2 separate regions of the Homo sapiens genome follow, and region 2 is linked to region 1. Evidence: read pairs that join two places in POLR2A ChIA-PET (ENCODE). Cell type or tissue: Panc1. All regions are shown on one strand. Links, peaks and the distances in the headings refer to the core of each region. The heading gives the core; the rest is flanking DNA.

Region 1 (12,176 bases), core at 2,499-10,498:
TTATATTATCTGAAAGTACATGTAGATGGTCTGGCTTTCTTTAAAGATGTTTATAAAAATTCAAGATAAATGGTTAATAACCTTCTATCCTTGGGAATCCTAATTTTGCCATTCTTTATGCAGACAATTACTTTTCTTTCTTTTTTTATAATACTTTAAGTTCTGGGATACATGTGCAGGTTTGTTACATAGGTATACACATGCCACAGTGGTTTGCTGCACCCATTAACCCGCCATCTACATTAGGTATTTCTCCTAATGCTCTCCCTCCCCTTGCCCCCCACCACCAACAGGCACCGATGTGTGATCTTCCCCTCTCTGTGTCCGTGTGTTCTCAGTGTTTAATTACCACTTATGAGTGAGAATATGTGGTGTTTGTTTTCTGTTCTTGTGTTAATTTGCTGAGAATGATGGTTTCCACCTTTATCCATGTCCCTGCAAAGGACATGAACTCATTCTTTTCTATGGCTGCATAATATTCCATGGTGTATATGTGCCACATTTTTTTTAGCCAGTCTATCATTGATGGGGATCTGGGCTGGTTCCAAGTCTTTGCTATTGTGGATAGTGCTGCAATAAACAGACTTGTGCATGTGTCTTTAGAGTAGAATGATTTATAATCCTTTGGGCATATACCTAGTCATGGGATTGCTGGGTCTAATGGTATTTCTGGTTCTAGATCCCTGAATAATTGCCACACTGTCTTCCACAATGGTTGAACTAATTTACGCTCCCACCAACAGTGTAAAAGTGTTCCTATTTCTCCACATCCTCTCCAGCATCTGTTGTTTCCTGACTTTTTAATAATCACCTTTCTAACTGGCGTGAGATGGTATCTCATCGTGGTTTTGATTTGCATTTCTGTAATGACCAATGATTATGAGCTTTTTTTCATATGTTTGTTGGCCACATAAATGTCCGCTTTTGAGAAGTGTCTGTTCATATCCTTCACCCACTTTTTGATGGGCTTGTTTGATTTTTTCTTGTAAATTTGCTTAAGTTCCTTGTAGATTCTGGATATTAGCCCTTTGTCAGATGGATAGATTGCAGAATTTTTCTCCCATTCTACAGGTTGCCTGTTCACTCTGATGATAGTTTATTTTGCTGTGCACAAGCTCTTTAGTTTAATTAGATCCCATTTGTCAATTTTGGCTTTTGTGGCCATTGCTTTTGGTGTTTTACATATGAAGAGTTTGCCCATGTCTATATTCTGAATGGTATTGCCTAGGTTTTCTTCTAGGGTTTTTATGGTTTTAGGTCTTATATTTAAGTCCTTAATCCATCTTGAGTTAATTTTTGTATAAGGTGTGAGGAAGGGGTCCAGTTTCGGTTTTCTGCATATGGCTAGCTAATTTTCCCAACACCATTTATTAAATAGGGAATGCTTTCCCCATTGCTTGTTTTTATCAGGTTTGTCAAAGATCCGATGGTTGTAGATGTGTGACATTATTTCTGAGGCATCTGTTTGTTCCATTGGTCTATATGTCTGTTTTGTTACCAGTACCATGCTGTTTTGGTTACTGTAGCCTTGTAAGATAATTTGAAGTCAGGTAGTGTGATTTCTCCAGCTTTGTTCTTTTTGCATAGGATTGTCTTGACTATACGGGCTCTTTTTTGTTTCCATATAAAATTTAAAATAGTTTTTCTAATTCTGTGAAGAAAGTCAATGGTAGCTTGATGGGGATATCATTTAATCTGTAAGTTACTTTGGGCAGTATGGCCATTTTCGCGATATTGATTCTTCCTATCCATGAGCATGGAATGTTTTTACATCATCCTGATACCAAAACCTGGCAGAGACATAACAAAAGAAAATTTCAGGCCAGTATCCCTGATGAACATCGACACAAAAATCCTCAATAAAATACTGGCAAACCGAATACAGCAGCACATTAAAAACTTATCCGCCATGATGAAGACAGCTTCATCCCTGGGATGCAAGGCTGGTTCAACATACACAAATCAATAGACATAATCCATCACATAAACAGAACCAATGAGAAAAGCTACATGATAATCTCAATAGATGCTGAAAAGGCCTTCGATAAAATTTAACACCTCTTCATGCTAAAAACTCTCAATAAACTAGGTATTGTTGGAACATATCTCAAAATAATAAGAGCTATTTATGACAGACCCACAGCCAATATCATACTGAATGGGCAAAAGTTGGAAGCATTCCATTTGAAAACTGGCACAAGACAAGTATGCCCTCTCTCACCACTCCTATTCAACAGAGTATTGGAAGTTCTGGCCAGGGCAATCAGGCAAGGAAAGAAATAAAATGTATTCAAAAAGGAAAAGAGGAAGTCAAATTGTCTCTGTTTGCAGATAATATGATTGTATGTTTAGGAAACCCCATCGCCTCAGCCACAAATCTCCTGAAGCTGATAAGCAACTTCGGCGAAGTCTCAGGATATAAAATCAATGTGCAAAAATCACAAGCATTCCTATACACCAATAATAGACAAACAAAGAGCCAAATCATGAGTGAACTCCCATTCACAATTGCTACACAGAAAATAAAATACCTAAGAATACAACTTACAAGGGATGTGAAGGACCTCTTTAAGGAGAACTACAAACCACAGCTCAAGGAAATAAGAAAGGACTTTTCTTACATTTCTAAAGGCACATAAGATCACAGAGACAGAAGATGTCCAGTAGATTTATTTTCATTCCTCTAGTACAAATTTTTTATAGACAGAATCATAGGAATTTCTGAACCTAAAAATATTAATCTTCATGCCACCTATTTAAAGGAAATGCAAGCACATGTTTATTGTAAGTGACAGTCCTCTGAGATGATAGTTGATCTGTGTTCATGGCTTAAGATTATTATATTCAGTGAGAATGAAATTACTTCTATTGAAATCTTGGAAGTAAATGAACAGATCATAGAATATTCTAGCTCTCAAGGCTGGTCTCAGCAAGACAATATCTGGGTAGAAAAAACTTGATGGATAGTCAAGGATATTTTAGATCTGAGTAATCAATAGCAGGTGATGGAGAAAAAGAGCCATATAATAAGTGGTCTTATAAGCATTTTTGCTGCTCAAGAAGTACCAGCCACAAAGAACCAATACTATTTTAAGGATTAAAGTTACCAAACTATAGTAGAATGTATGTGTACTTAGGAATCACATATGTATCATTTAGTGTGTATGTCACTAGTTCTGCAACTTGTAGTTTAAACTAGTTTTCTCATGTTTAACGAGATGATAAAAAAAACTAACTCAGAAGATTGTAGTATAAATAAAAAGCGATGACATCTCGTTTTACATAAATTATTGCATTTGTCATTCATTCAGTAAATGCTAGCTATTTTTACTTTTCTGGAAACTAGGGAAAATAACTTCTATATAGGTTTGTAACGAATTCCAATTACGAAATTCGAAATAAGCATAAAACAATACCTCTTGCATCATATATAATCAAACATTAAATTACCTTTTGAACAAAAATCTTTGTTTATTAATTTTACTGGCCCCCAAATGGCTATGAACTTGTTGAAAATGGAGATATCACATTCATCTTTTTATTCCCCATTTCTAGTAGAGTACCTGAGACAAAGCTAGCAAATGCCGACTGATTGAACAATTCCAGCTCTGTTATTAAAATCATCATATAACACAAACTTGTCAATGGAAAAGTTAACTTTCAGATACCAAAAAAAGGGAAATAAGCTATTGCAAATAATAATCAGGTAAAAAAATATTTATTCTGTTTCAGCATAGTGTTATAAATATTGAAATGTAAATTAAAGGCAGTAGGGCACACCTATATCTTGTTTCTAGTTTTTGCTGATAGCTGTATATAATCAACTATTATTGCTTTGATACCACCATATAACGTGGGTTATAAGATTTTCAGATAAAAGCAACTCTTATTTCATTTGTTTTTCTTGAATTACTCCATATAGGAAGAGGCTTTGGAATCGTATTTCTTGCTTTGAAATTTTATTTCTTGCATTTATATGCCTTTGCAATAAAATCGTGTTAACTTATAATCTCTCACGCAATGGTTTCTCCTAGTGTTTAATAAAATGGTATTAAGGGTAACTGCTACTATTTTTTCTAAAATTAGAAGGTAACATTGAATGGACACACAGCAGATACATGTTACATTCTGAAATGTATGCTTTGCTGGAGCAGAATGAATGCAATCAATGTAATGGAAATGCTGCACTAATGGCTCATTAAACATGGAAAGTATGCATAGATGAAAAAAGTCTGTGCATATGTTTCAGTTCACTGAAGGAAGCAATGAACTATAATGTGGAAAGAAAAGGAAACATACTTCTTTACGTAAATATTCTTACTTCTGGAAAAGAATTGTTGAATCAGTCAGGAATTTGACAGCAAGATTTCAACTATTGGAGCAGACAACTTTATATTGTAATTGATGGATCTGGTGGACTTTTAAATATTTTTTTTCCCTATTCTGTGCTTTTTCACATTGTTTCTATATCTTTTTGTTTTTTTGCAAAGTTCTTTAATTGATCAATATTTTCTTTTGTGATATGTGTTTTATTGCTCACAAGAAAAAAATTTCTCTATTTAAATGTTATACTCTCTTACACTTTCTTTCAAACTGTCACTTATACCACTGCAATTCACCCCAAATTATTTTAGTATATGATGTGAAATCCAAGTCTAGCTTTACTTTTTTCACCTTTATTCAATTGTCCCAGAAACATTTATCAATTATTCCACATTTCTTCACTGATTTGTAATATGCCCTTTGTCTTAAACCATGCAAAGCTCCCCAGCATCAATAGAAAGAGAGAGGAAGTAGATGATAACCTTTTGCAGTGGGAAACAAAAAAGATATTTTAAAACTCTTGTTTGTGTTTGGAACTGTCACCTCCTATGACATGTCAAACAACCTTATTTGGCATTGGATAGTGTAAGTAATTTTTTGCCCTGACAAAATATATTTAGGTACCCACTTGAGCAAAACTTATAATATAGATTTAATCATATATTCACTGTTATCATCGACTTCATTGTGTTCTTCTACCTCTGCCTGATGCACCTCTTGATTATTCAGCATTGTTGCCAAGCATTTGCTGTTAGTAGCTGATAACATTCATCTTCTTTTGCTAAATATTTCTCATATACAAGAAGATTTAAGACTGTTTATCCCTGTAGTTGGAAGATTTTTCCTCTAAAAGCTGTTTATACTTTTCCTAGCACGAAGACCTGCTTATATGCCACACAAGTGTCTCTTAAAAAGTTAGTCACTCAATGCCCTGCTAATAGGAGTGAAAAAGACACTAGAAACAAAAATCTTTTCTAACCAGAAAACCACTTTTGTATAAATTTTGAGCTCCTTGCACCACAGTGACTACAGTGTGCCTCACTAAGGTAAACATAGAAAATGGTATCATTTATTGTTTCAAATTAATAGGGTAATTGTAAATATGATAAGTTTATCGAAGATATTACAGAAGTATACATTTTAAGACAACCCTAGAAATAATTCTTTTAAGAGCATGTTACAATTATTATTTTAAAATGCATTACTCCTACCCTAATTTTAGTTGGAAGAGATGTATGAAAATTACAATGATTGTACTGCATAGAATATGTCATTTTTGTTTGATTTTTTAATTAGCAGTTTAATTTGTGCAGTGTCGAATATAAGAGATAATTCTGATAGGTTTGTCATCACAGAGTCTCTGGCAGTTAACATGAATACAAAATATTAAATGTATTACTTACCGCAGTAAACGGTCACTAGTCAGTAGGTTGATAATTCGCATCTTGTAGAACACTGGCCATGACTGATGGATTTTTATCCTTTCTTATTATGTATACGTTTTTTTTCATTAATAGTGTTCCCCCTCCAAGTCAGTTTTTATATTCAATCCTAGCACAAATGATTTTAAAAATGAAAGAGATGAAGGAGATCATTAGATTCTAGCAGAGGAAAAGTTGTAATACAAGTTGGTTTAGAACCAAAGTGCTTTCTAACTTTCCCATTTGTTTGTTTTTTGTTTTATGTTTAGACTTGGTATTAAAAAATGAAGATGTAAACAATTCAGTTAGGAAACCTTCAGAGATATTCTGCACTGACCTTCATTAGAGTTTGTGTAGTGCATGACCGTGGTAATATCAAATGGTTGCGTAAGTATCTACAAGGCCCTTTTTCAAAAAAGCCATCAAGTTGCATCTCTCTAATTATTGCAAATATCTTGTTTACTCCTATTTATTCACTACATCACTTGAAGTTTCCTCTTGAATCTGAGCATGTCCTGTAGGTCTACCTTAGAAGAAAGGAAAAGTGCTGTCTTCCACATTGGGTTTCAGCTGGGCTTACAGCCAAGTGTACATTGCAATTTGCAATTATCTCCTTTTCCTGCTTGTGCTGGCAAAGAGAGGGAAAATTTTAAATATACTCTCTGTGAAAAGAGTGTGAGATCAGAAAACAGACAGTATTATGAATACTTAATGTATTTCCTACTCAGGACAATTTCCAGCACTTTTCTTTTGGGATTTAGGCTTCTGTGTATAATATCCCCTTGAAAACTGAAGAAGTACAAGTCTCCTTGCTTGTAAGCGACTAAATGGCTGACATTCTGGATGCATGTTTTCATAGACTATTGTGTTTTGAGTAAATATAAATGGGATCACTGGATAAATGGATTTGGAAGAGTAACGAAACAAGAATAGCATGGGGGAATTATCTCACAGGAACATTAAACTTAAGGGGATTTAACTGTATTCCCATTAAGAGAAAAAGATTAAAATAAAATATGTACAGCCACGTGTCATTTAGTGACAGGGATACCTTTTGAGAACTGCGTCCTTAGGAGATTTCTCATCATGTGAGCATCATCATGAACAGTCATGTGTTTCTGAACAACCGGGGTATGTTCCAAGAAATGTGTCATTAGGCAATTTTGTCATAGTGTAAATATCACAGAGGGTACTTAAACAGACCTAGATGGTATAGCCCCCTACACACTTAGACTATATGGTATATCCTATTTTTCCTAGGCTATAAAAATTTTCAGCATGTTACTGTAGTGAATACTGTGGGTAAATGTAACACAATGGAAGTATTAATATATCTAAGCATATCTAAATATAGAAAATGTAATGCATTGTCCTAAAATGTTAGGATAGCTATGACTTCACCAGGTGATAGAAATTTTTCAGTTCCCCTATAATCTATGGAATCACCATCATATAGGCAGTGTGTCCTTGACTGCAACGTTATGTGGCATATGACTGTACATCTATGTAAGTTGCATAGACCATTTTAGTCTCCATTTCACTCTGTGAGAATGTATCCTAAACGGTAAATGCAATTAAGTTTTAAAAACATGTTGCAAGCATACACAAAAGCATAGAGTAATTGTGCAAATTATTTTAAAGTTTTCCAGGCCATAGATGAAAAGGTAAAGTTCATTGCTTAGGTAGCCAGGGAAAAGGAGAGTGATAGAAACAATGGCAGTCTTGGGGTAGACAGTGAAATACTGAGAGCCTTTGACAGTCATTGAAAAAGAATTGGAGCCCGTTCTCCATGTCGTGCTTATTTCAGATTGCATGCCTGTATCAAAACATCTCATGTACTCCATAAAAATACACACCTACTATGTACCCACAGAAATGAAAAATTAATTAGAACAATGAACAAAGAATAATGGATTTATATGGGTGTACATAAATCCAAGTGTGTAATAGTTTATACACATGGACTTATCAAGAATGATAATTCTTTATCATTCATGATAAATGAAACAATCTTTATCATTCTAAATCAATGAAACTATCAAGAATGATTTAGATGTACAGAATTTATAGTGAGGCATGACCATTAGAATCTAGCCAGAATATAGCGTACAATTTCACTATATTAACATATTCTTGAAATTGTCTATTCATTTGGTTTCTACTGGATGGTACAATTAGAGATGAATTAGGGAGGGACAAGAAACTAGCATTTACTGGGTCTCTAACATGTGCCAAAGGCGAATGGCACCTCAGGAAGGTGCAGCTGCCTTTACGTGACATAGGGAAGAAAACATTTAGAAAATGATATTTGATCTTCCTTGAGAAATACAAATAGAACCTATCCAGATGGAGGAAGGCAGTGAGCAATAGCATGTTTGAGAACATACTTTTGTTCTCACACATCATGTACCAAACACAGAAGAAAATGACGCATCTAAAATTTTTTTTAAAACTACGCTGATGCTTTTTTTTCTTCACAACACATTTTTATGGTTTTTTTTTTTTTTTTTTTTTTTTGAGACGGAGTCTCACTCTGTTGCCCAGGTTGGAGTGCAGTGGCACAATCTCAGCTCACTGCAAGCTCTGCCTCCAGGGTTCATGCCATTCTCCTGCCTCAGCCTCCCGAGTAGCTGGGACTACAGGCACCCGCCACAACGCCCGGCTAATTTTTTGTATTTTTAGTGGAGACGGGGTTTCACCATGTTAGCCAGGATGGTGTCGATCTCCTGACCTCGTGATCCGCCTGCCTCGGCCTCCCAAAGTGCTGGGATTACAGGTGTGAGCCACCACGGCCGGCCCATTTTTATGTCTTTTAAGCTCCAAGTTTTCTTAGCTATTTTCATCTGTCATATATAGCCTCAATATATTGTTGCCTGGCACATAGTAGGCATCCAATTAAAATTAATTGAATGCATGACTGAAACAAGAGTTTCTCTTCATTATGATTCTTAATTTAAGCTTAAATTTAGAAATCCTCTTCTTATCATTTTTCTTAGTTTAACTCAACACTAATAAGATTGTCGTTTCTATCATATTCTGTGTCTTTCCCCATGATTTCCATAGCTCTTTGAATTAGGATAATGACTTTTTTATTTTATTTTATTTTATTTATTTATTTATTTTGAGATGTAGTCTTGCTCTGTCGCCCAGGCTGGAGTGCAGTGGCGCCATCTCGGCTCACTGCAACCTCCGCCTTCCAGGTTCAAGCGATTCTCCTGCCTCAGCCTGCCGAGTAACTGGGACTACAGGCACCCACCACCACGCCTGGCTAATTTTTGTATTTTTAGTACAGACAGCGTTTCACCATATTGGCCAGGCTGGTTTCAAACTCCCGACATTGTGATCTGTCCGCCTCGGCCTCCCAAAGTGAGCCACCGCGCCAGGCCTAGGATCATGACTTTTATAACCTGTAGCGAGAAAAGATGCAAATCTTTCTCTTATTGGTATGATTCTGCTCAAACTCAGATACACAATCTAGAGTCAAGATGACACCGTAAAATTATTTTTTTTAAAAAAGAAAGAAGCCTGGGCATGGTGGCTCACATCTGTAATCCCAGCACTTCGGGAGGCTGAGGTGTGTGGATCACTTGAGGTCAGGAGTTCGAGACCAGCCTGACCAAAATGGTGAAACCCTGCCTCTACTAAAAATACAAAAATTACCCAGGCATGGTGGCAGACACCTGTAATCCCAGCTACTTGGGAGGCTGAGGCAGAAGACTCACTTGAACCCGAGAGGTAGTGGTTGCAGTGAGCTGAGATCATACCACTGCACTCCAGCCTGGGCATCACAGCGAGTCTCAAAAAAAAAAAAAAAAAAAAGAAAGAAATAAGAATACGAACTGCAATCACATTTCCAGGCTGATTGTAAAATAGGAACAGCACACTTGAGCCAAAGCAAAGGTTTCAAGAAGGATAAGGTCAAATGCACAGAATATGGGACTTAGATTGTCAAGCTGAGGTTAAAGTCAGTAATTATTGGAGAGACCTAGGGATTCCAACTTTAGACTAGGAGCATCTAGGCTGTCATAAGTAAGAAGAGAGCAGGGGCTTTAAAACTTGGCTGTCACAGGTAGCATTTCTTTTCCCCTTGACCCTGGGGCACAGGTTGTCCACTCGCAAATGTTTTCGTGTCACCTGACACTCACCTTCTCTTCTCGCCAGTCTTGCAGGCCACACCTTACTCCTACCACATCTTGCCCTAGGTTTTCCTTTTCTTGCACTGAAAGTTCTCCTAACTTATGCCATCCTACTGGGGAAAAAAATAAGTTTCTTTTTCTCCCTGCTACATAACTACATTACAACACTTAATAATCCCATTCAGGTCCAAAATGCACATCTTTCTCTTTGCAAATAGTTACTATACTTTCTTTAAACATTCTTATTACTTATTTTGAGAATGTTTCTATTTTCTCAGTTTTAGCATTTCATGAGTCTTTGACAGCTGGGTCTCAGAGAGAGGCCAGTTAGGAATTGGACAATCGTCTTAAGCAGGCTCTGGGTTTCCTGTACTTTTCTGTGCAGTGCCTGTGCTGATTAAACTATGACCTGCAGTTTTTCTTTTTACGGAGTTCATAGTGGTCATTTGAAATATGATGTGGCATTCAGAAAAATTACTCTTTCTCCTGCAGTTTCTGTGAATATATTTTACACTGCAGCAATTGTCATACAAGGCATATAAGGATTTATTCAAAAATTTATCAACAATCTGAGATGCATTGGTAAGAATTACAATGAAAATATTAGTTGTTCTTTATATCACTGCAAACAATAGACAAATCCTTACATGCAAGAAAACTTGCTATGATGTTTCAATATTGTAATTTCAGCCAATCTAAGGCTAAGGTTCTCCAAAGTTTAAATATGGTATTTTTTTTTCCTTTTAGAAAATCCCCATACATTTAATAGCCCAGTTATAAACATACTGCCCATGTAGGTCTCCTTTACTTGTGACCTCTAGCTGTGAGAGAATCCTTAGGTTCCAGAGACCAGTAGTTCACTGTGTGCTAAAGGACATGCTTTAGCTACTCCTTTGCTACTCCTTTTGAATTCTTTCTCCTTTTCTAAGTGGGCAGCTCTCACCCGCTCATTCTCTGGGCTTTGCATTTAGAATGATTGGTCTTCCCCACTATTATTTTAGACAATTACATTTATCATGAGAAATTAATCCTTGAGGGATCAATGATGCGTGCTTTTCTCTGGCTCACAGGAACAAAACTATTATTCATTTTCCACTTGACATAAAGTGACCCGTGAACCCATTTACATTTTCATTCCCCTGCTGGCAGTACCAGTGAAGCCCTTTGTCAGTTATCAGCTAGTAGTGACCCCTGCAGGCACAGCCACCACTCAGCCCAGGGAGGACTGCTTCCGGGGCAGGTCCCCTAGGTGCCAATAAAGAATGCAACCATTAGCCCACATGTAGGGACCTAAATAACGCTGGTCAGGGTCTTGGGTCTACCTATGTGAAGCAAACAGGCAAATATTAACAATTTTGCTGTGACCTGTATTTGAGTGATAAAGGTGTAATTCGAAGTGAAGAACTATGAGAGCTGGGGCATTTGTCATTGGAACTTTTCCATTTTCTCTCTAAGGGTAACTTTCTTTCATTTTTACACCCTCTACCCTGAAAGTTGTCTTCAGTCTTCAGTCACTGCCCCTGTATTCCATGCCATTATATTATGTCATATATTGGTGACTCCTGTCCCTGGAAAATTTAATGAGAAATGGGAACGAAAATAATATCGTCATGGTGGAATGACAGGCGGCTGATATTGTTGAGCTAGGGAATGCTTGCAATGCTGAGCACAGCCACATGTGCCAGAAATAGGGAAATGTATGACACAAGACACAGTCTTGAGGTGCTCATGAGCTATTAGGAAGTTGCAGCATGATCTCACCATCTGAAAATGAAAAATGAATCATTCTCTGGGGAATGAGCTAAATTTGACTCCTGAAATCACCATGGTGCCAGGGATTACGGTCTCTGAATGTGCTACAGACTTGGAGTGACTAATGAGCTGCTTGAGGTCATAGAGAGACTTAGGCAATTAAAGACAATTAATGCACATTATCTTGCTTAAAACATAGAAAATGATACTCCAGTTACGCAGTGGTTACTTTTGTGACCTGTTTAGATAACTCTAAACACCATATTTCTCCTAGATTTTATAATCTTGTTGTTCATTCAGTATAATTTGTTTTCTAACATAAACTTGATCTTTACTGTTGTGAGATTCTTGAGAACAGAGACACTGTATGTTATTTCTTCTTTATATTCCCAGTGCATTAAGAGCTTCCAAAACAGTAGATTTTTGCTAAATAAGATAACTGTTGAACAAATGAAAGAATGAGCAACTGTAGAGCTGTGTTTTGTGCATTTTCTTTAACACAGTCTATTTTTACTGCTGCCGATCTTTACTGTTGCTGATCAAC
Region 2 (12,176 bases), core at 2,256-10,255, 70 kb after region 1:
TCATCAACAACAGGTTTTCTAAATAATATTGCCTTTAAAAATACTTTTTAAAATATATCAGGGGCTTGGAAGTTTGAACATAGTTTCAGAAGTCAATTGAATATTTCCTTCATCCCAGCATAAATCCAGGAAAACAGAGAAAGGCATGGAGTGGGATACACATAGTCAGAGAACACTAAGGTTGGGCAACAAAGAAAGAATGTAGTTTCATGTTCTTAGAAATATTATTATTAAGATGCATTTCTTGTTACCATTTTTCAGTATTTTGTGATTAAAATAAATGAGGCAACCCAGTACCCGAGGTTTTGGATGCATGCTTTTGATAAAAATCCTGAAACGAGTACATGATTACATAAGGAATCACGCAAGTTCAATGAGCATCCAAAAGTCCCAGAACGAGCTTGTCCAGCCCAGGGTACGCAGGCTGCATGCAGCCCAGGATGGTTTAGAATGTGGCCCAACACCAATTTGTAAACTTTATTAAAACCTTATGATTTTTTTTGGCAATTCTTTTTTAGCTCATCAGCTATCATTAGTGTGTGTATTTTATGTATGGCCCAAGACAATTCTTCTTTCAATGGGCCCAGGGAAGCCAAAAGATTGGATGCCTCTATTCTAGAAGCTGATTCACTCTCAGCATCCCACATACTCCCTTGTTTTTTATTACATATTCTATAGACATCATTATTTCATAGGTCCAATTAAAATGCTCAGGGCTTTTGTTTTGTTTTTTAGCCAGTTCTTTGTATGATATATTTCTCAGACTACCACTATCCTGATCAGTGTAAAAGATAAGACTATTATTCCCCTTAGCATGAATATTTTGTTTCTAATAATTTGCTCTAAGGTCAAAATAGTGTTGTCATGTGTCTCACTTCACTCACTTTTCTCACAGTTATAAAACAACCTCAAGGTTTCTCCAAATCAAGCTGTTCTTACAACAATTTTCTTCCTCCTCCTACTGGTTTAATTCACTTTGGAACTTCAAGATATTTACACAAATATTCAACAAACTTAATCTTATTATGTTTTACCTCCTTGTGGTTTTTGTTATTTCCAAATGTTGCCTCAGTCATGTAACACCTTGTTTTTCTCCTAAGCTTTTAACCCCTTGAACATTTGATAACAATTTCTTATTTGCATTCATCAAACATAAATCAATTTTTGACCCATAGAGGGTTAAAGATAGAACACTCCAATCATGAAGGACACTCATGTACTTGACATTTATGTATTTATAAATATATTTTAGGTATGGCTATGCAACCCTATTTTCTCTTATTTTTTATTTTTTGTCATGAAAATATTTTTCAAGTTTTTCTTATTTTTATATATATGAAATATTCTATACTCTTTTGGCCACTTTAGCTGTCCTGTAGACCCTATCTAGACCTTCCGGAGTTTTGCTATTTCTTTGTTGCAGATTGTTGACCAGAATTACAAACAGTATCTCATAGAAACACTGATTTCTACAAAGTGAGATAAAGCTTCCCATTTTATTTCTTTGGTCTGATTTCATTGTAAGAGTTCAGTGAGTCATTGCCTGCCAGGAGTCATCTACAGTGAGTCCTAGATCAGTCCACAGCTGTGACGAGTTCACTATTCCAGAAATACAAGTTTGAAGAACTTCCTACCCAACCCTCCCTTAGAAAATTACCCAAAATTGATCATGTAAAGCCCACTTTCTGCTTCTCCATATTCATTTTTATGGCAAAGTTTCCCCACTGGCCTGGATTTTCACTATGCAGAAGTGTTCAGGGTTATCTACAAACATAATACCTAAATTGTATATATTTATAACACATATATATGTACTCTATATACACATATATTGTACTATATATGTGTTTATGTACTATACATATACGCACACATGTATATGTACTATATATACACATACACAAACACATGGTTTTTTTTTTTTTATTACTAACCTAAATATAAAATAAGATCTCTGGAGAAAATTTTGTTAATGTGTTTCCATCATGAAAACACACAATAAACTTGTTTATTGTTCTATCTATAACAAAATATTTAAACTACTTTTATCCCAATTCGAATATCATTCTTGTGGAATTTGCCAAAGTATTTTTTTCCTTCAAATTGGAAAACAAACATGGGACTCTTCTTGGGAGATATTTATATTCTTAATCAAAGAACTTCATTATATTCATCAAACACCACAGCGCTGGTCACTTACATCTGTCTAATGAATTATATTTGGTGTTCATTGACTCTATTCTTTTTAATAGAGGTCATGGTTTGTTATCTATGGAACCGAGAATCATTAATCATGACTTGGAATTAATTTGAAGAGATGATTTTTAAAAACTTGTCATAGGCCTGCCTTTTGCAGTACAGGGTTCAGGGTTCCTTGCTTCATGATAAACATTTGCATAAAAGATTGAAGCTTTTAGAACCTTATCGTGTTGTTCAAATTTAGGGATATTAAAAGAGGAAGAAGCCTGAGATGAACACGGGCACGGCAACTGATAGCTTCATCCACTGAAGAGGGATTTTCCAGTTGCATGCTTGTTTCTCTCCCTACATGTGCTAACATTTGTTTAGAAATTTTATATTATGTTGAGACTAAAAAAAATCAACTCTGAGGTATAAATTTTGATAGTGCAAGGACCCATTTATCATGCTTGACATATAATCTTTTAAATTAAATTTTTATTGTGCAATGATTACAGTTTCACCTTTCTTTGTAAGAAGACTTTAGAGAGATGCCGTGTATCCTTTTTATCCAGTCTCCTCCAATGGCATCTTGTAACACTAGAGTCACCACCAGTATATTCACTTTGATGCTTTAAGAATACAAAATACTTCCATCACCACAAGGACCTCTCCTGTTGTCATTTTGTAGCCTCACATACTTCCACTTGTATTCCTCCTCAACCCCTAGCAACCACTAATTTCTTGGCATCATGAACCAGAGAATTTATTCATCACTAAATCTGTTCTGCCAGGATCTGCCACTCTTCAGCCAAAACTCCTAGTTACTCCTGATGACTTCTAGGCATCTGCCCTCCTTGGGCATCAAGTTTACTGCCAGTTGCCTTCTGAGTCACCTGCAGTCACCACTGGAGATGTAATTGAGTCCTCATGTGCCAAACTTATTTGGTTTTCACCTTAAAATTATTTTTTAAAAGACTATTATTCCCACATTTTCCCTCTACACTTGGTTTACTAATTTGCATGTGTAGTTTATAGGGCCAAGCTGGCAATAAGTTACTGTTATACTCCTCTCTTTATTTCCCGAATCTCCTATTCATGTTCCAGTTTAAACTCAGCTGGGAACACCTTGTCTCATTCAGAACTTAATCACAGTCTTTAGATATAGTCTTTTTTGTTTTCTTTATATGCTTATTATTAACATGTAGTATCCAGTATCTAATCCAGTAACAGTCACAAATTGGCCCATCAGTGGCAAGAAATTTAAAAAATGGACACTATAGTGAGGACTAAATTCAAAAATGACAGCCAAACTGGATTTTCTCAAGCACATTCTGCTAATTTGTATTACGTTTAAAGAGAAAAAATTACTTTTGGGTAATTGAACATCTATATCGCAATTGCAATGGTGGTTACACGAATCTATGCAACTGGTAAAACCTGTTTATAACAAAAAAAAAGTACATAAAAACTAGTTAAATCAGAATAAAATCTGTAGTTTAGTTAATTTTATTGTGACAATGCCAATTTTCTGGCTTTCATGATTGTACCGTATCGTGTAGAATGTTATTATTGGAGGAAACGGGGGAAGGTTACATAGGAACTCAACTGTATTAGTCCATTCTTACATTGTTGTAAAGAAATATTGAGACTGGGTAAATTATAAAGAAAAGAGGCTTAATTGGCTCATAGTTCCACAGGCAGGTGAAACTGTAATCATTGCACAATAAAAATTTAATTTAAAAGATTATATGTCAAGCATGATGAATGGGTCCTTGCACTATCAAAATTTATACCTCAGAGTTGATTTTTTTGGTCTCAAAATGATATAAAATTTCTAAACTAATGTTAACACATGTAGGGAGAGAAACAAGCATGCAATTGGAAACTCCCTCCTCAGTGGATGAAGAGGAATCATGGTGCTAGCATCTGCTCAGTTTCTGGAGAGGCTTCGGGAAACTGTCAATCATGGCGGAAGGTGAAGGGGAAGCAGGTGCTTCTGATGATTGGACTAACAGGAAGAGAGTAAGGGGGAGGTGCCCCACACTTTAAACAATCACATCACGTGAGAACTCACTATCGCGACCAAGGAGGATCTTGCTAAACCATTAGAAAGCACCCATATGTGGCTGGGCGCCGTGGCTCAAGCCTGTAATTCTAGCACTTTGGGAGGCTGAGGCAAGTGGATCACTTGAGGTCAGGAGTTCAGGGCCAGCCTGACTTACATGGTGAAACCCCATCTCTACTAAAAATACCAAAAAATTAGCCGGGTGTGGTGGCACGCCCCTGTAATCTCAGCTACTCCAGAGGCTGAGACAAGAGAATCGCTTGAACCCGGGAAGCGGATGTTTCAGTAAGCCGGAATCATGCCACTGCACTCCAGCCCTGGAAACAGAGTCAGACTCTGTAAGAAAAGAAAGGAAAGGATAGGAGAGGGGAGGGGTGGGGGGCAGGGAGAAGAAAGGGGGGAGGGGAGGGGAGGGGAAGGGAGGGGGATAGGAGAGGGGAGGGGAGGAAGGGGAGGGGGAAGAAGGGGGAGGGGAAGGGGGAGGGGAGGGGGAGGGGAGGGGAGGGGAGGAGGGGGAGGGGAGGAGGGGGAGGGGGAGGGGACGGGAGGGGAGGGGAGGGGGACGGGGAGAAGAAAGTGGGGAGGGGAGGGCAAGGGCAAAGAAACCTCCCATATCATCCAATCACCTCCCACTAGGTCCCACCTCCAACGCTGGGAATTACAATTCCATATGAGATTTGGGCAGGGATACATATCCAAACTGTATCATCAACTATTTTTGCAACTACTATGTGAGTCTAAAATTATTTCAAATTAAAAAATAAAGGCAAAACCCATCAAACTTACAGATTATTATGTGATTTAAAGTTCCTATCTCTCTCATTCTGTATGTGTGTGTATACATTACACGTATATATCTCAGATAGCTAAATGCATGTGCTTGTTTGACATACAGGTGTGTTGCTGTTGTTTTTTTTTTTTTTAAATTTTTATATATTTTTTAATTTGTTGAGATCACCCAAGGTGAAATGCAGTGACACGATCTGGACTCACTGCAACCTCCGCCTCCTGGGCTCAAGCAATTCTCATGCCTCAGCCTCCTGAGTAGCTGGGATCACAGGTGTGTGCTACCACGCCTGGCTAATTTTTGCCTTTTTAGTAGAGACAGGGTTTCACCATGTTGGCCAGGACGGTCTGGAATGCCTGACCTCAAGTGATCCACCTGCCTCAGCATCCCAAAGTGCTGGGTGCCACCGTGCCCAGCCTGACATCGTTTTTATGGATTTCAAAATATAAATGTATTTACATTGTTTGAAAGTTCATAGTGTATATAAAATTGAAGATAGGATCCTGAGATACGTATGAAAGCATTATAATGCACAGGTGTTTGTGTGAAACATAGATTGTATCTGAGGAGAAAGAAATGACAGTAGAATACTAATATCAAAAATATATAAATAAGATGATAGGATCCCAAAGTATAATTTTGTTTGCTTTTTAGACTAACAAAATATTACCACATCTAAATAAATGAAAAACATGAATGACATATGCTTTTTCCATCGATTTAATTTTTGTTAACAAATATAAAATGTTTTAGAATTTTACTTATAGAATTCAAAAATGTTTCCTTCATATTTATAATAATACTTAAATATGGAAATGAATACATCATCTCAAATAACACTGAGTTCATTCTTGGAATGTCTTTTTTTTTTTCTGTTAGAGATTTTCTTTCATTTTCTTTTTATTTTTCCCCAGGATGCTATCATGCCTACGTTTCTCCTGGTTAGTTTCACAGGATATTTTCCAAAGAGAACTTGAATAAAACAGACTTGATTACCACTGTTTTATTCTCAAAATAAGCTAATGGCTATTAAGACTTGTTCCTTGATTTGAGGGGGCTTTTTGGTATACTTATTCAAAAAGGCAGATTCAAAATAAGCTCTCTACTTCTTTATTCCTCAGAATCTCTGTTTGTATGTAATTGGCTAACAAAACCCATTGCTTATTAGCTTTGTCTCAGTGCTAAAAAAAAAAAAAAAAGTCCTTAAAATTATTGCAAACCTGCATCTGTCACACCTGATTACTCCAGGAGGAAAAACAAAACAAAACAGAACAGAAAAAAAAAAAAACAAAAAAAAGAAAAAAAAAAACTTGCTTTGGATAACATTTTATGACAATAGCTTTGCATCAGGGGACTTACTTATCTTCAATGTGTGCTCTATTCCTCATGTCACTCTTTCTTCCCCTTAATTGAGGAAAATGTGTTCAGAAGTTAAAGTTGTGGCCATCTATTTAAAGTTTTATATTATTCAGCTTAGAAAACAAATAAAATTTTCATACGTACAAGGGAATATAGCATCACTCAAGTAATGCCCATCACATTGCACAAGAAGTGGATAATCTTTCATTACAAAAGAAAAGATGGAAACTGCATAGATCTTCTGTAAATCAGAAGCTGTATAACCAGCTACTTAACTCAAATTCTAAAAGCCACCTAATGTTTGTATGTGGATGACACCAATATAACAAACATATTGCTTCAATTAAGTCAATTATGTTAATTTGTTGAAAAGAATCTGTTAACTGAATCATTCAGTATCCCTTAAACAAAACATAGGGTGATAATTTTGCAAATTATTATTTCAACTTATTGAGTTGGCAACGTATGAACAAAAGGCAACCTGCATCTATGTTTTAGGATAAGTAATTAGGTTCTCACAGACTGAGATTTTCATTTAAAAAGATTTCCCTTTTGGACAGTTTATAAAGTGAATTGGAAGAGAGACTGGAAGCAGGGAGAGCATTCTAAGAGCTCTCAGGGGAGAAGGAGGGTTTGGCCAAATACAGTGGCCAGACTCGTGAAAAGCCGTTACTGGAGAGGCAGGACCTCCAGCACCTGGGACATTGTGAATGTGAGTGAGGAAGAACAAGAGCCATGGACATGACAGAGATTCTGGCTGGAGAACTAGGAGGATGGCAGCATCAGCAAATGGTGTGGGTGGAAAATAGAAAATAAACACAGTTTTGATGATAAAAAGGCATTTTGTTAACATCTTGTAGCCATTCAAATAAAGATGTTTAATAGAAAGTTGGAAATTCAGGCCTAGATCTCAAAATCCAACTTAGGGCTGGAGATGTGGATATGGGAATCAGTCTCCAATATTTAGATGGGAATGAGACCTCGTAGAAGGAGGTTGAGTTGAAAAAGTCAGCCGTTCTTGTCCAAGAATACAAATGGGATCACAGTCTCATGGAGAAGAAGGCATTACAAGAATACCAACTGCACCAAAAAGGTTCCTTAGGGTTAAAACTAATAAAGAAGGCTTAGATTTCACTTTATTAGTGCAGAAGACTAATTGTAGCACAGTAGAAGAGAGATGGAAATGAGCTTCTATCCTTGAAAGTTTGGATATGAAATTGTCTCTTCAAGAAGTTTGGGAGGTCAATACAAAATAATGCAATATTGTAACTGAAGAAGTGAGTTGGAAAGGTGAGTTAGTTAAAAGACATTTGGTGGAGTTTGTTTTCTTTATTTTTTCTCTGAAATCAAGACTTTAGGCTTGTTTCATTAAAAGAGTTGAGGCCGAGAGAGATGTTAAGGAATACAGGGGCACCGTAGAGGTATAGCTAATGGAACAAGGGAGAATAGAGTTAGATGAGAAGATGGGATTAAACAGCCCGAGTAGGATTTGTCCCCTGTTAGACTGTAGAAGAAGGCCAGTTGGGTAGTAGACTGTGGCTAGACCACACTTTATTAATCCGTTTGTCAGTAAATACACATTTGAGATATTTCTAGATTAGACTGATTATGCATAAAGCTACCAGGCTCTCAGGAGGTCAGAAAATAAATCTAGGTAGTGAAGGAAACAGATAATAACAAAATAACAGGAATAAGCAAAATATTCCTGTTGAACTTACATTTGAAGACAAAAAAGCAGATGATGTCACTTGTGAGAAAGTAGCGAGAACAGCATGACCTTTAATAATCCATAGAAGAAGAAGAAAAATCCAATGAAGATAAAGGAGAAGCAATCACAGATCAAATAGACATATGCAAAATAAGATATGTTCTTTTTTTTTTTTTTTTTTTTTTGAGACGGAGTCTCGCTCTGTCGCCCAGGCTGGAGGGCAGTGGTGCGATCTCGGCTCACTGCAAGCTCCGCCTCTCGGGTTCACGCCATTCTCCCGTCTCAGCCTCGCGAGTAGCTGGGACCACAGGCACCCGCCACCACGCCCAGCTAATTTTTTGTATTTTTAGTAGAGACGGGATTTCACCATGTTAGCCAGGATGGTCTCCATCTCCTGACCTCATGATCCACCCGCCTCGGCCTCCCAAAGTGCTGGAATTACAGGCGTGAGCCACTGCGCCGGGCCTAAGATACATTCTTGAGTGAGAAAGATTCCAGGAGAAGATGACTAAGGGAGATATTCAAGAAGAATTTTAAAAAAGATTATTTCATTATCATCAGTTACCTCATTATCATCAGTGATTTTTCTGATTTGATTTGAAAGAAGAAACAGCAACGAACAAATTGCTAAAGTTTAAGAGAGCATGGAAGAGGAGGGAAAAACTGAGCAAACACCATCTATTAGAGAAGTTTTGCAGTGAAAGGGAATAGAAAACCAGACAGTACAAATGGAGAAACATAATGTAAAAAGGGTTTTTTTTTTTTCTTCCCAGGAAAGATGAAATCCAAATATATTGGAAAAAATGGCTTCTGTAGACCCAAGAATTGTCACTTATTTTAGCTCTTCTATATTTTGAAGAAACATTACCTGGTATTAATCATCCAATAGATAATAAAAATGGAAGCATATGAAATTGAGGAAGAGTAAAATTGTTAATGCTCAAATCAGACATTACATTTAGTATTAGAATTATTAATATTTCATGGCATAAATTTATCCAACTAAAGAATTTCACATTTTGAAAAAGATAAAATTGAAAGATGGTAATTTACCTTGCTATCACAAATAATTCTCACATTAACTAAAACTTGATAATTTTGTTGATTGTATGCTTATAAAAAGCTCTTGGTTCCACATTCAGAAAAATATTTTATCCCAAGTACTTTCCAAAGAGTATATCATCATATTTGCTGCCATTAATACTTAACAAATACCTGCGAAAAGCAATGGTTTTGGAGGGTAACCTGAGGGCAGTATAATCTATCTGTTCTTCTAGATACTGTAAACAATTTCTAGAGTAAGCTTGTCAGTAGGGAGCTGAATATCTATCTGCATCAAAAGTGTTGGTTACTGCTATAAATTTGTGTTTACTGAGCTGAGGTTTGGCATTTTTCCATGGGGCTACATTGAGGAAAACTGTAATGTATTTCCTATGAAATTTGTTGCTGTTTTTATATGGATTTTCTTGAACACTTCATTCTTTATGTAGCATAGTTTCTTTTATGTGAGGATTTGGGAAGTTTCTTTCTGGGCTCAGTACCTTGAGTATTATGCTTCTGCAAGCAACTGGTTAGATTTTATTTAAGATGAGCCTTGAAACTAATTCTGTCTGCATTTATGTGATATGCCAGAAATTTTAAAGCCAAATTTTTAGACACCCTCCTATGCAACAATTGTTTTTGGTTTTTCATATTTTTATCAAGCTAGTACATAGATAAGTATTTTTAATCAATTTGTAGAGAAATAAGTTCATTTAACGGTAAAGTTCTTTTTCCCCAATATCTTCTTATTTCCTGTTCCACTCTCCCTTTATACTTTTATATCAATTTGTTCGCTTATAAATGTAGAATTTGCCTATTGGTTAATGACTTCTTGGGTCAATTACTAGTTAGCTGACTTACTTTTCCACACATCTGACTACTTTTAGAAGTTATATTAAGGCCAGGCATGATGATTCATGTCTGTAATCCTAGCACTTTAAGAGGCCAAGGTGGGAGGATTGCTTGAGCCCAGGGGTTTGAGGCTGCAGTGAGCTGTGATTACACCACTGCACTTCAGCCTGGGCTACAGCGCAAGACCCTGCCTCAAAAAATATATATAATAGATATTTTTAATTCTCTATTGGTTAATTTTATTACATTTAATAATATACTTACAAATAGGTCTACTCTTCTGTCAAATTTTGGTAATATAATTTGACTCTTCACTTGGAAGATGAGTATATTATTTACCACATTATTTCTTCTACATTTTCGTATCCATTTCTACCTCCAAACCTCTGCTTCTTAGGTTGTATTTTAACATTGCCAAGATTGATAATGTTAGATTTGTATTTCTGTTTGTCTAAATATTTATTTAACATATCACAAAATGGATAGCATTTATCTAATTATTTTCATCCTTTCTTATGGCTTGACATGAAGGATAAAGAAAAAATTATAGGAGGTTTGGAAAGAAAAATAATATATTTGAGTAAAATTTAAAATAGATTTCTGATGCTATATTAGATTATCATCTGAAAAAATTTATTTGTCAATATCTTAGAAATTCAAATATGCATCCATTATATAATCCAGAAATTCTTCTCCTAGGCATTTGTAACAAATGCTCACAGCAATTTTATTTGTAATAGTAAAAAAACCTGGAAACATCCCAGTATCTATCAATACAAAAATGGGTACAGGTTATAGTAAACTTAGACAATGAAATAGTACACAGAAAAATAGAAATGTGCTACTGATAATAACGATATGAGGGAATCTTAACAAAATTGTTCTGAGTGAAAGAAGCCAGTGATGTTTGATTACTTTATTATGAAGTTCAAGAAAAGTCACAATTGGCTGGGTGCAGAGGCCCATGCCTGTAATCCCAGCACTTTGGGAGGCCAAGCTGGGCAGATCACTTGAGGTCAGGAGTTCCAGACCAGCCTGGGCAATGTGGTGAAACCTCATCTCTACTAAAAATACAAAAATTAGCCGGGCGTGGTGGCCTGTGCCTGTAGTCCCAGCTACTCAGGAGGCTGAGGTGGAAGAATCACTTGAACCTGGGAGATGGAGGTTTCTGTGAGTTGAGACCATGCCACTGCATTCCAGCCCGGACAACAGAAAAAGACTCTGTCAAAACAAAAGGCAAAATTAACTATGGTTATAGAAATCAGAAAAGTGTATACACACGGTGAGGAGTGGCATTAATTGAAAAGAATATTGACTGAGGGGATTGATGAGACTAATTTCTGGGATAATAAAATGTTCTATATCTTGATAGGGAGTGAGGGTCACGTGAGTGATCACATTTCTCAAAACTAATCAAACTATTCACTGGTTTTCAGTTTACTGTATTAAAAATTATTATCATTCTTTTTAAAAAAATGACGTATTGCTCCCTGAACAGTCTGCAGTTTCACTGAGAGATCAAATAGTAAACATTATAATTTTACTATTCATTATAAAATGTATTATGATATAGGTAAGCACAGAATTTCAGAATGAGCATCAAGTAACCCCACTATGCATTTATCAAATCTGTTTCACTTTCCTTCTGTGGCACATATTCCAGTCTCTTGGACACTAAGGTTAAGATCAATATGATACATGACCAATGGAATGTATGCAGAAGTGATATTTTCTTCATCAAATCTGGCCATAAATCCTAAGTTCATTCCTATATGTTTGTCTTCTGTTTCTGTGGTGGACTTGAGAATCAGATGTTGATGACAAAAACCAAATGAAGTGAGCCCGGATCCCTGAATGACTATGTGGAACAGTGCTCCTCTGTCCTTTTCTTTCTATACTGAAATGTGATGTGGGCAAAAATCAATCATGTATTATAGTAAAACGCTGGAAAGAAGGAAACAAGAAAGGAGGGGAGGAAGGAAATAAAGAAGAAAAGAAAGATGGAAGGAAGGAAAGAAAGAGAGAAAAAAAGGAGAGAGAAAAAGGAAGGAAGTTGGAGAGAAGGAAGAAGAGGGAGTCAGAGAGTAAGAAAAGAATTGATGGTTCTTCTGCCAGTGACTTAGACTGGAGATAAATAAACTATGGGAGGCAATAAAGCCATTAAAAAGACAGTCCACTTGTTG

The links. Peaks named below come from ENCODE experiments on the same cell type or tissue, not always from the same donor. Only the 100,000 strongest peaks of a DNase experiment are listed, where the experiment ranks them.
Region 2: POLR2A ChIA-PET joins it to region 1 with 5 read pairs; 2 of 35 experiments call an interaction of 5 or more read pairs at or near these places.

What each region holds. Positions count from the first base shown.
Region 1 is chr7:146,950,171-146,962,346 of GRCh38, forward strand. The region is part of intron 3 of CNTNAP2 (contactin associated protein 2); the gene reads left to right. Among named protein-coding and RNA genes, the nearest start is that of CNTNAP2-AS1, 140 kb to the right of the region's middle. In Panc1, for the core only: no CTCF peak of the experiment used is centred there; a DNase peak (open chromatin) is centred at 6,891.
Region 2 is chr7:147,020,697-147,032,872 of GRCh38, forward strand. All of the region lies in intron 3 of CNTNAP2 (contactin associated protein 2), which reads left to right. Among named protein-coding and RNA genes, the nearest start is that of CNTNAP2-AS1, 71 kb to the right of the region's middle. In Panc1, for the core only: no CTCF peak of the experiment used is centred there; no DNase peak of the experiment used is centred there.